Linked DNA regions of Homo sapiens: region 2 is linked to region 1. Evidence: chromatin contacts called from ENCODE Hi-C or POLR2A ChIA-PET data. All regions are on one chromosome and are shown on one strand. The core of a region is the stretch at or near the end of the contact, and the rest is flanking DNA. Distances in the headings are between cores, read along the strand shown. Region 1 has its middle 110 kb from the start of MIR4771-2. Region 2 has its middle 73 kb from the start of MIR4771-2.

Region 1 (5,236 bases), core at 1,758-4,257:
CTTTTTTTTTTTTTTGGCAGAATGCATGTCACTAACAGAACTCTAGAGAGGACTGCAGGGTTTCTGAGTTGAGATGGGCCTTAGAGATCACCACCTTAATTCCCTTATTTTATAGAAGAGCCCCAGGAGACTGGCGGGGTGGGGACAATGGCTAAGGCCACTTAGTCAGCTACTGCTGCAGACCAGGCAAGGGCCTGGAGTGAGGGCTGCGATTGGAGTCATGGCTGTGCTATTTACTAGTTATGTCATTTTGGGAAAACCACCTGACCTCTCTAAAACTCTCCTCTCTCAAGTGCAAAATGAGAACAAGAATGTCATCTACTGTAGCATTTTGGTGAGAATTAAGTGAGTAGAAGCAAGTTCATCTGTCTAACTCTTCTATCATTAGTGGTTTCCATGCCTTACTCATTTAAACCATTAGCTACTTCTATTTATAGGTTTATGATTCAATTAAACGAATGTTTATTTCACCCATACTATGCATCCAGTAATTAGGCCAAACATATGACAAATTGAAGGCCTTAGCTCCACCGTCTGGAAACGTGCAGCCTCCGCATGGAGGGAGTGGTTGAAGGGATGGCAGGGGTGTGGCACTGAGTGTTGAGGGTTGGAGAACGACTGCACCTCAGGGCACAGGAGGTGCCAGGGAAGGAGGCTGGGAAGGAATCATCCTTGTGGCGGGAGACCCAGGAGAAGGGAGTGGGCATGAAAGCAGGAGAGAGATTTGAGATGCAGGAGGTGCCGGGGGTCTGAGGAGTGAGTAGATGTGCGAGTTTTCTGTCCACTGACGTTGACTCCATCAACTTCATAAGGGAGAATATTAGTAGGAAGGGGCTGGGGGAGGAAGAAGCTGAAAGAGACAGGGCACATGTGCCCTCATGCCATTGGGTCCAGATCTATTGGATTATCCCGGGGGAACAAGGCCTGGAAGCTTACACCCTAGACAGGCACCCAGTGGTAAGAAGCCCCAGGCCGGGAGCCCACAGAGGTGGCCTTGTATACTCAGGAGTAAGAAGCCTGGCTCTGCCACTCACTCCCTATATGGCCCTAAGTAATCTCTTTGGCTTCTTTGAGTCCAGTTTCCTCCTCTGTAAACTGGGCCACTAATAGCACTGGTCTCATAGGGTGCTGAAAGGATCAAATGGGGAAATATATGGAACTGACTTGGGCCCATGCAGGAGAAATGTTGAATACATGCTTGCCATTAGTTTTGAGGCTTTGGTCTTCTCATATTTAAAAAGGAAGATGGCAATAGCTTTTCTGCTCTGGAAAAAGAATGAGACAGGGTAATGTGTGTGAAAGTAATTTGGAAATGTAAATGTGTAATGTAGTATTATTGTTGGAGGAGCCTTCAGTTCACTTTCGTTGAGGAGGTCGAGGGAACATTAGGGACATGGGGAATTTTATGTGTTGAGTTAGGAGAATAAGCTAGAGAATCACATGCTGGGTTTCAAAAGGAAAAATGGTCTTAAATAAAACTGTGTGTTTTCCCAGTGAATTTGTGGAAAGAACGTAAAATCCCCCATTATTGGTCTCTGTTTTAACGAAAGAAAGGGAAACTTTATTTAAAGGGCCTGTCGACCATATCAGCAATGTGTGGGTAACATCAGTGAGCATAGGAGGGAATCATCTAGGGCAAACTTAGCTTTCAAAATGGGCCTGGTGTGGTGGCTCATGACTGTAATCCCAGTGCTTTGGGAGGCTGAGGTGGGAGGATTGCTTGAGCCCAAGAGTTTGAGGCTGCAGTGAGGCATGATTGTGCCACTGCAGTCCAGCCTGGGTGACAGAGCAAGACTCTCTAGAAAAATAAATAAATAAATACATACATAAAAAGAGTAGGCCCTTTGAGTCCCAAATCAATTGCCTAAGTATGCTACCTTATAAGGTAGTCTATTAAACCTTTGTGAAACGATTATGCTAGCACTGATTGTCGGGCACACACTGCTCAGTGGGGATTCCCATGTGTTCTGCCCCACACGTTACTGATGATGGGCCTTTCAGAATTGTGTTTCAAAATATTTCCATCTGAGCATTATGCCTTATGCTGGCCATGTGAACACCTTATTTAAGGGAAGGAGAGAGAACTGCATTTTGAGTTTCTCATCGTGTATTTTCAACCCACTGCAGGCTAGATTATCTGCCCCTCAGTATTAAAATTACGAGGTCTCAACCCCTCTTGATGCTCTATTAACAATCTGGTACCATGTGGAACACAATCAGGAAGCCTCTGAGCTGGAGAAAGTGTGCGGTTATTGTTATTGATTGCATCAAAAGACAGGCATGTGATCAGGGAGAAGCTGGTGAGGAGGAAAGGCGAGGCTCCTTCCAGGGCCTGGGAGGGGTGAAGGGCCTGTCCGTCCAGCACGGATTCTCTGGCACCAACTGGGTGTCCCACACCTCAGTTCAATTCTGATGTTAACTACCCAGAGTTGGCGCAGACCCCACAGGTGAAGGGGCTTGGCAAGACTGTCCTCACTTCAGGCACCAGCTGTAAGTCCTGGGTCTCCAGGCTACTCATACTTCTGTCCAACTTGGCTACAAATTTGAGAGTTCCCATGACCTCCCTTCTGGTTGGATGGTTTGCTAGAATGACTCACAGAGCTCAGGAATGTGCTACAGGTTACAACTACAGTTTTATTATAATGGATACAAATGAGCAGCCAGATGGAGAGATGTAGGGCAGCAAGGTCTGGGGCAGGGGTGGGGGCGGGGACAGCGGCAGGTGCAGGAGCTTCTGTCCCGCTGGAGTCAGGGTGCTGCACCCTCCCAGAGAGTCAATTATGTTCACCAGCCAGGAAGTCCCCAAGCCTCACTGTTGCAGTATTTGTCCAGGGTTTCACTAAGTAGGCATGTGTGATGAAATCATTGGCATGTGACTGAACTCAAATTTTCAGCTCCCTCTGCTCCCTGGAGATCAGGGCGTGGGGCTGAAACCTCCAACTCTCTAATCACGTGCTTGGCCTTTCTGACGTGGCCAGCCTCTCCCCTGAAACTATGCGAGGGCCACCTCCTTTGTGCAAACTCAGGTAGGAGTTGTATAAGGGGCTGTTTCTGAATAACAAAGCACAGTGGAATCACTCAGGAAATGCGAAGGGTTTGGGAAGCTCTGTGCCAGAAACCATGGACAAAGACAAACAGGTATTTTGATGAGACCACAGCACAAGTTTGTTCATCACAGAGTCCTGGGTTCAGATCCTGGCTTCTCCTTGCTGGGTGAGGCTCTGCCCTCTCAGAACCTGATATGCTTCCTAAGTAAGGTGAGGGGACTGACAGGACCTGCCTCTCAGGGTTGTTGTCCAAATTCAGTGGGTAAGGCTGAGAAAGGCTTGATGGGAGATCAAGCAATGGCAGGATTCAGGGTGGCAGTGGTGCTGCGGTGAGGGGTACGCACAAACACCACGCTGTGGACGCAGACCCCAGACAGTCCTTAAAACGCTCAACACAGAAGTCTAGGACAGAAAACTTGGTCAACATTTGGAATTTACTGTTTTTTTTTTTTGTTGTTGTTGTTGTTTGGTTTTGGTTTTTGAATCAGAGTCTTGCTCTGTTGCCCAGGCTGGAGTGCAGTGGCGCAGTCTTGGCTCACTGCAGCCTCTGCCTCCTGGGCTCAAGTGATTCTCCTGCCTCAGCTTCCTGAGTAGCTGGGATTACAGGTGCATGCCACTATGCCCCCTAATTTTTTTATTTTTAGTAGAGACAGGGTTTCACCATGTTGGCCAGGCTGGTCTCGAACTCCTGACCTCAAGTGGCCCACCCACCCTGGCCTCCCAAAGTGCTGGGATTATGGATGTGAGCCACCACGCCTGGCCTTGGAATTTACGGTTTTGAGAGAAGGTCTTGCTTGAAAATCCAAATAGTTTGAAAATTGATGAGAAGGATAGTTGCTGACACTAAGACTGAGCCCTAATGAGCTATGGAGGAAACATGGGCATTTTAGGGACCACTCACTTAAAGGTTAGTGGTCAGAACCACTGATCTTTTGGTTCTGAGAGGAAAGCCCTCTCCAAACACCTCATGTCCAGGACTGTGAGTGATACATCCTAGTCTGAACAGCCCATGGGTTTGACCTGATGGCCTTTTTTTTTTTTTCATTTTTTATTTTTTGAAACAGGGTCTTGCTCTGTTGCCCAGACTGGAGTGCAGTGGTGCAATCAAGGCTTGCTGCAGCTTCAACTTCCTGGCCTCAGATTATCCTCCCACCCCAGCCTCCTGAGTAGCTGGGACTACAGGCATGCACCACCATGGCCAGCTAATTTTTGTATTTTTTTGTAGAGATAGGGTTTCACCATGTTGCCCAGGATGGTCTCAAACTCCTGAACTTGAGCCATCTGCTCACCTCGGCCTCCCAAAGTTGATGGCTTTTCTTGAGCCATCGACTTGATTTTAATTGTCTTTATTACACTCATTGTTTCTCAGGAAAAATAATGAGCTGTGAAAACACTATCATATTTCAATCTTAGAAGCTTGGTTGGTAATTGTGATCAGAAGTATCGGTTGGATATAAAGTACATGCCAAGTTGAACCAGGTTTCCTTCTGCTTCATCCTCACCTGGGCAGTCTCACTGCTGAGACCCTCTGTATAAGACCTCCAGCTGTCGAAAGTGAAGCAGTGTGACAGGCCTTAGGCAGCCTGGTCCCAGGGAGAGCATGGGGCGTGAGGAGGTGCGACTTCCAATCCCACCTGTGCCTAGACATGTCTGAGTACCCTTGGGAAACTCATTTCCAATTCCTGGGCCTTGGTTTCCTCATCGTAAAGTGAAAAGATTCGACTAGATGCCATGCATCTTTTTGCCCCCAGCTGTCACTGTCCATAGCATGGATGGTCCTACCCCAGCCAGCACCTCTGGAGCTGTTACTGAGCATTGACTATGTGCCAGGCCCTGTACTAACACTTTCCACACTCTGTCTCACTGCCCCCCTCCCAGGAAGTAAGACCTGTATCATCCTTATTTGTTGGGCGGGGAAATTGAGGCTCAGAGGTTGAGTGACTTTTTTTGGGGTCTCAGCTGGTCACTCGGGAGCTGGGTTGGAGTCCAGTTGTGCCTGAGTCCACTGAATAAAAGCATTATTGGGAACTGGCTTCATTAACAATGAGCCCCAGTGGAAACGTAGTATGGAATGGAAATGGAAATGGAAATGCAGTGGAAATGTAGAGTGGATATGGTGTAAGACACCTGGAAAGCTTAAGGAGCGGGAGCTAGAGAGACAGAGAGAGAGACCGAGAGACAGAGAGAGA
Region 2 (5,300 bases), core at 573-3,072, 39 kb before region 1:
CAAAACCTGGCAGGAAAGCTCCCATGAACAACCAGTAATGGAAACAGTTGCAGATTTCTCATGCCTTTGACCAGGAAACACCCACATGGAGGGCAGGGGGCTTGGGCACCTCCATGTGGTTGGCCAGCTCCACGGGCTCTTCTGTACTCTTGAATCTGAGCTCTTGCATTATGCAGTGAAGTAGCTATTTCCTTGCCATTTTGGGCCAAAAATACTACCACAAAGCGGGGATGATAGCTTTCTGTAAAAGTGCTTTGTGTAGTGCCTGGGACCTAGTACATGCTTAACAAACAAGAATATTATTATTCTTGTCTGGCTTTCTCATAATCATTAATGCATGCTCTAGGAGGAATAGTGTGTCCTTTCTCTTCTTCTCCTTTTTTTTTTTTTTTTTTTTTTGAGATGGAGTCTTACTCTGTCGCCCAGGCTGGAGTGCAGTGGCTTGATCTCTGCTCACTGCAACCTCTGCCTCCTGGGTTCACGCCATTCTTCTGCCTCCGTCTCCCAAGTAGCTGGGACTACAGGTGTCCACCACCATGGCCAGCTAACTTTTTTGTATTTTTAGTAGAGATGGGGTTTCACCATGTTGGTCAGGCTGGTCTTGAACTCTTGACCTCAGGTGATCCACCTGCCTTGGCCTCCCAAAGTGCTGGGATTACAGGCGTGAGCCACCGCGCCCGGCCTCTCTTCTTTAGTCCAGAAGATGGACTGTGTGAAGAAAGTCTCCGCCCAGCCACTGTCCTGAGGGTTTATAAAAGTCCACCTCACCCTTACCAGCTCGAGTTCCTAAAAGGTGAGGAACTTTGTGGTGATAATTTTAACATTACAGTATCTATTCAGATAGGTAGAAAACTGACTTATTCTGTTTATTTTTTTATTTATTATTATTATTATTATTATTTTGAGATGTAGTCTTGCTCTGTCACCCAGGCTGGAGTACAGTGGCGCAATCTCAGCTCACTGCAACTTCCGCCTCCCAAGTTCAAGCAATTCTCCTGCCTCAGCCTCCCAAGTAGCTGGGACTACAGGCACCATATTAGCCAGGATGGTCTTGATCTCCTGACCTTGTGATCCACCCACCTCGGACTCCCAAAGTGCTGGGATTACAGGTGTGAGCCACCTCACCTGGCCTAAACTGCCTTATTTTAAAGCCTTTAGATTGTTATGTGTTTTGGGCATGTAATGCCTATTGAATGAATCTTATGTGTGGTGAGCATAATTATTTCAAAACATCTATGATCCAATAATTCTTTAATATTATCTCCTTGAACTTGCACACTGGCTGTCTATCACTGTTCAGGTGGAAAAGAAAGTAAACTTCTTTAAACAAGTGGCTTCAGGATCACAGTAACATTTGTTTTAGGGCTGTGTGTGTGTGTGTGTGTGTGTGTGTGTGTATCATGTTTTGATACTTAGATGCTTAGACTCAGAGCAGTAGCTCTGCTGGGGACTTAGTGAGTGACGGAATACCAGCAAATGGCCACATGTGGGTGTGCGTTCTCCACGTATGGATCAGAGACCTGGAGCACATGGAGGTTCTGCCAGCTCGCACACCAGCATTCAGCAAGCAGATGGTCCTGGCAATATTTGCAGCCATTGAAAATCATGTTTTCCAAGAATATTTAATGACGGAGAGAAATATGATCTAACGTGAAGTGAATTGCATCAAGACTCTGAACTGTGTACCCAGGATGGTCTGATGAGTCAGCTATAATAACCACAGGCAGGAAGTGGAGCCAACCAAACCCTGCTGACTCATTCCCATGGACGGGGAGAAGGGGAGGAAGCTCCTATAGAAGGTGCCCAGCCCTGGGAAGGTCAGTTAACGCCTGACTGACAGGGTCAGAGGAGGAGGAGGAGCGAGCCGGGCAAGAAAGGGGGCGAGGCTGCTGGGAACAGGACAGGGCAGCACCCCTGCAAAGGTCATCATGTGGACCATTTTCCCAGGTGCCAACCCCAAACTGTCCTACCCTTTTCACTAAAGGGTGTTGGCTGCCGAGCTCTTGTTTGGTAGTTCCTTGAGTGTCCCTTAAAGTCACGTCTACATGCTTTTTAAATTTTAATTTTACAGTACTATTTGAAAGGCAACTTGAATGTGGTCTAGTCCCATAACTAGAGGGTCGGCTGAAATGAATCTATGTGGCTTCAAAAATAAATTGCAAATGTATCTTTCAGTTGTCAACCCTAATAGTTATCAATAACTTGCTTTGGGAAAGATCTTTCATCTCTATGTATTTACTATGATTAGACTCCATTAATACTATTAATATTAATAATAATATTAATCTCTGTGGCCTTTGCAAACAGTGGTGTTTATTTATTTGTAGCTGTTGGTTCAGATAGAACTGAAAAGGAGGGAAAGTGGTTTGTCTTAAGAAGGTGATGAGATGGAAAAGAACACCTTCTGGTTCTGAAGTGACCGCTTTCCACGTGCCATTTTCCCGGCCCTGCTGCCCTGTGACCTCTCCCAGGATCACTTAAGGAAAGAAAGAGGAGCTCAGACTTCCCTTCAGGGGTCTGACACCCTGGGGGCTTGGCTGCCACAGGAGTTTCTTGGCATTCAGGCTGGGGACATCCTAATTCTTGCACCTGAGAGGCCCTGTCTCTCTTCCTCCAACATTACTGACAGGCATCACGGGGTTAATTGGTGTGTGTCTAAGTTCCTTCCAAGGGAAAAGTTGTGCACATCCTTGTTAAGAGGAAAAGGAAAAAAAAAAGCTTGTTTTTTTCAGGAGGTCTACATGTTTATTGTTGAAAATGTGTATATTGACTCTCTGCTATGTATCTTCTTGTTTTTTTAAATTTTTACTTTGAAATAATTATAGACTCATATGAAGTTGTAAACATAGTACAGAGAGGTCCTGGGTACCCTCCACCCAGGTTCCCCCATTGGTTATATCTTATATAATTATAGTACAGTACCCAAACCAGGAACCTGGCATTGGTATATTGTGTGTGTATAGTTTTATGACATTTTATTACATGTGGAGAGCACTGAAACCACTACCACAATCAGGACACAGAACTGATTCGTCGCCACAAAGGGACACTGCGCTTCCCCTCCGCAGTCACACCCCCTCCGCCCCCATCGTCCCCAACCCCCGTAACCACTAATCTGTTCTCCGTGTCTATATTTTAGAAATGTTATATAAATGGAATCACACAATATATGACCTTTTGAGGCTGGATTTTATTTAATTAATTTATTTATTTGAGACAGAGTCTGGCTCTGTTGCCCAGGCTGGAGTGCAGTGGCGTGATCTTGACTCACTGCAACCTCTGCCTCCTGGGTTAAAGCAACTCTCGTGCCTCAGTCTCTCAAGTAGCTGGGATTACAGGCATGTGCCACCACTCTTGGCTAATTTTTATATAGTATTTTCAGTAGAGATGGGGTTTCATCATGTTGGCCAGGCTGGTCTCAAACTCCTGGCCTCAAGTGATCTGCCGGCCTTGGCCTCCCAAAGTGCTTGAATTACAGGTGTGAGCCACCATGCCCAGCTGGAGACTGGGTTTTTTGTTTTTTTGTTTTTTTTCACTCAGCAGGATTCCCTAGAGACCCATCCAAGTTGTGGCATATATCAATAGTCCATTCTTTTTTGTTGCTGAGTAGTACGCCATGGTGGTCATTAATTTTATGTGCCAACTTGGCTAGGTCATGGTACCCAGATATTTGGTCATGCGTTATTCTGGATGTTTCTGTGAAAGTATTTTTTTTTTTTTTTTTGAGACAGAGTCTCGCTCTGTTGCCCAGGCTGGAGTGCAGTGGCGCAATCTCGGCTCATTGCAAGCTCTGCCTCCGGGGTTCACACCATTCTCCTGCCTCAGCTTCCTGAGGTAGCTGGGACTACACGCGCCCGCCACTGCGCCAGGCTAATTTTTTGTATTTTTAGTAGAGACGGGGTTTCACCGTGTTAGGATGGTCTTGATCTCCTGACCTTGTGATCCGCCCACCTCGGCCTCCCAAAGTGCTGGAATTACAGGCGTCAGCCACCGTGCCCAGCCCACGCCTGCCTAATTTTTTGTATTTTTTAATAGAGACGGGGTTTCACCACTTTAGTCAGGATGGTCTTAATCTCCTGACCTCGTGATCCACCCACATCGGCCTCCCAAAGTGCTGGGATTACAGGCGTGAGCCACTGCGCCCGGTCTCTGTGAAAGTATTTTTAAGATGAGATTAACATTTACATCGGTAGACTTTGAGTAAAGCAGACTATTCTCTATAATGTGGGTGGGCCTCATCCAATCATTTGAAGGCCTTAATAGAACAAAGACTGATGTTACCCAAGGAAGAGGGAATTCTGCCAGCTGACTGCTTTGAGACTTGAGCTGCAACCTCAACTCATTCCAGCCTGGCAGCCTACCTTGCAGATTTTGGGCTTGCCAGCCTCCATAATCATGTGAGGCAATTCTTAAAATAAATCTCTCTCTCTCTTTACACACACACACACACGCTCGCACATGCATGCAGATGCACACCTATTGGTTCTGTTTCTCTAGAGAACCCTGACTAATACATCCATGGCATGGATATACTACAGTTTGCTCAACTATTCACTCATTGAAGGATATTTTGGTTGTTTCCAGTTTTTGGCTATTATTATAAATAAAGTAACAATGAATATTTGTATAAAGGTTTTTGTGCAGACATAAGTTTTTATTTCTCTGGGATAAATACCCAGAATTGCAATTACTGTGTTATAAGGTAAGGGTATGTTTAGCTTTTTAAGAAACTGCCAAACTATTCCCCAGAGTGGCTGTAGATTTTTATGTTCCTACTGGCAATGTGGGAGAGACCCAGTTTCTCCACATCTTTATCAGCATTTGCCATTGTTACTACTTTTATTTTAGAGGTTCTAATAGGTACGTCGTGATATCACATCATCATTGGTTTTAATGTGCATTTCCCTGATGGCTTGTGTGTTAGTTAGTTTGCATTGCTATAAAGGACTACCTGAGGATGGGTAATTTGTAAAGAAAAGAGGTTTATTTTGGCTCACAGTTCTGCAGGCTGTACAGGAGGTATGGTGCGGCATTTTCTTCTGGTGAGGCTTTAGGAAGCTTTTAGCCGTGGCAGAAAGTGAAAAGGGAGCTAGTGTGTCACATGGCAAGAGAGGAAGCAAGAGAGATGCCAGGCTCTTTTAAACAACCAGCTGTTGTGTGAACTCACAGAGCAAGAACTCACCCATCACCCAGCCGTTTATGAGGGATCTGCCACCATGACCCAAAACCTCCCACCAGGCCCTACCTCCATCAGGAATTGCATTTCAACATGAGATTTCGAGGGTACAAATATCTAAACT

The links. A loop is a pair of places that touch in the nucleus more often than their neighbours do. ChIA-PET counts read pairs that join two places held with the same protein, here RNA polymerase II (POLR2A). Pooled maps may share reads with other maps.
Region 2: a map of PC-9 shows a loop between it and region 1 (5-fold over the local background). The contact joins two enhancer-like sites. A Hi-C loop is called at or near these places in 7 of 168 maps with a recorded cell type or tissue (CD14-positive monocyte, K562, PC-3 and 4 more), 3 of 37 single-sample maps with no recorded cell type and 8 of 50 pooled maps. POLR2A ChIA-PET finds 5 or more read pairs at or near these places in 10 of 52 experiments (A549, AG04450, GM10248 and 7 more).

Annotation. Positions count from the first base shown.
Region 1 is chr2:111,657,267-111,662,502 of GRCh38, reverse strand. No RefSeq gene overlaps it. Among named protein-coding and RNA genes, the nearest start is that of MIR4771-2, 110 kb to the left of the region's middle. Within about 2 kb of position 3,007, at least 18 of the 41 ENCODE cell types and tissues checked have a DNase peak (open chromatin) inside an H3K27ac peak, as active enhancers do; they include CD14-positive monocyte, PC-3, PC-9 and 2 more, where a contact is called at or near this core.
Region 2 is chr2:111,695,483-111,700,782 of GRCh38, reverse strand. No RefSeq gene overlaps it. Among named protein-coding and RNA genes, the nearest start is that of MIR4771-2, 73 kb to the left of the region's middle. Within about 2 kb of position 1,822, at least 20 of the 41 ENCODE cell types and tissues checked have a DNase peak (open chromatin) inside an H3K27ac peak, as active enhancers do; they include CD14-positive monocyte, PC-3, PC-9 and 2 more, where a contact is called at or near this core.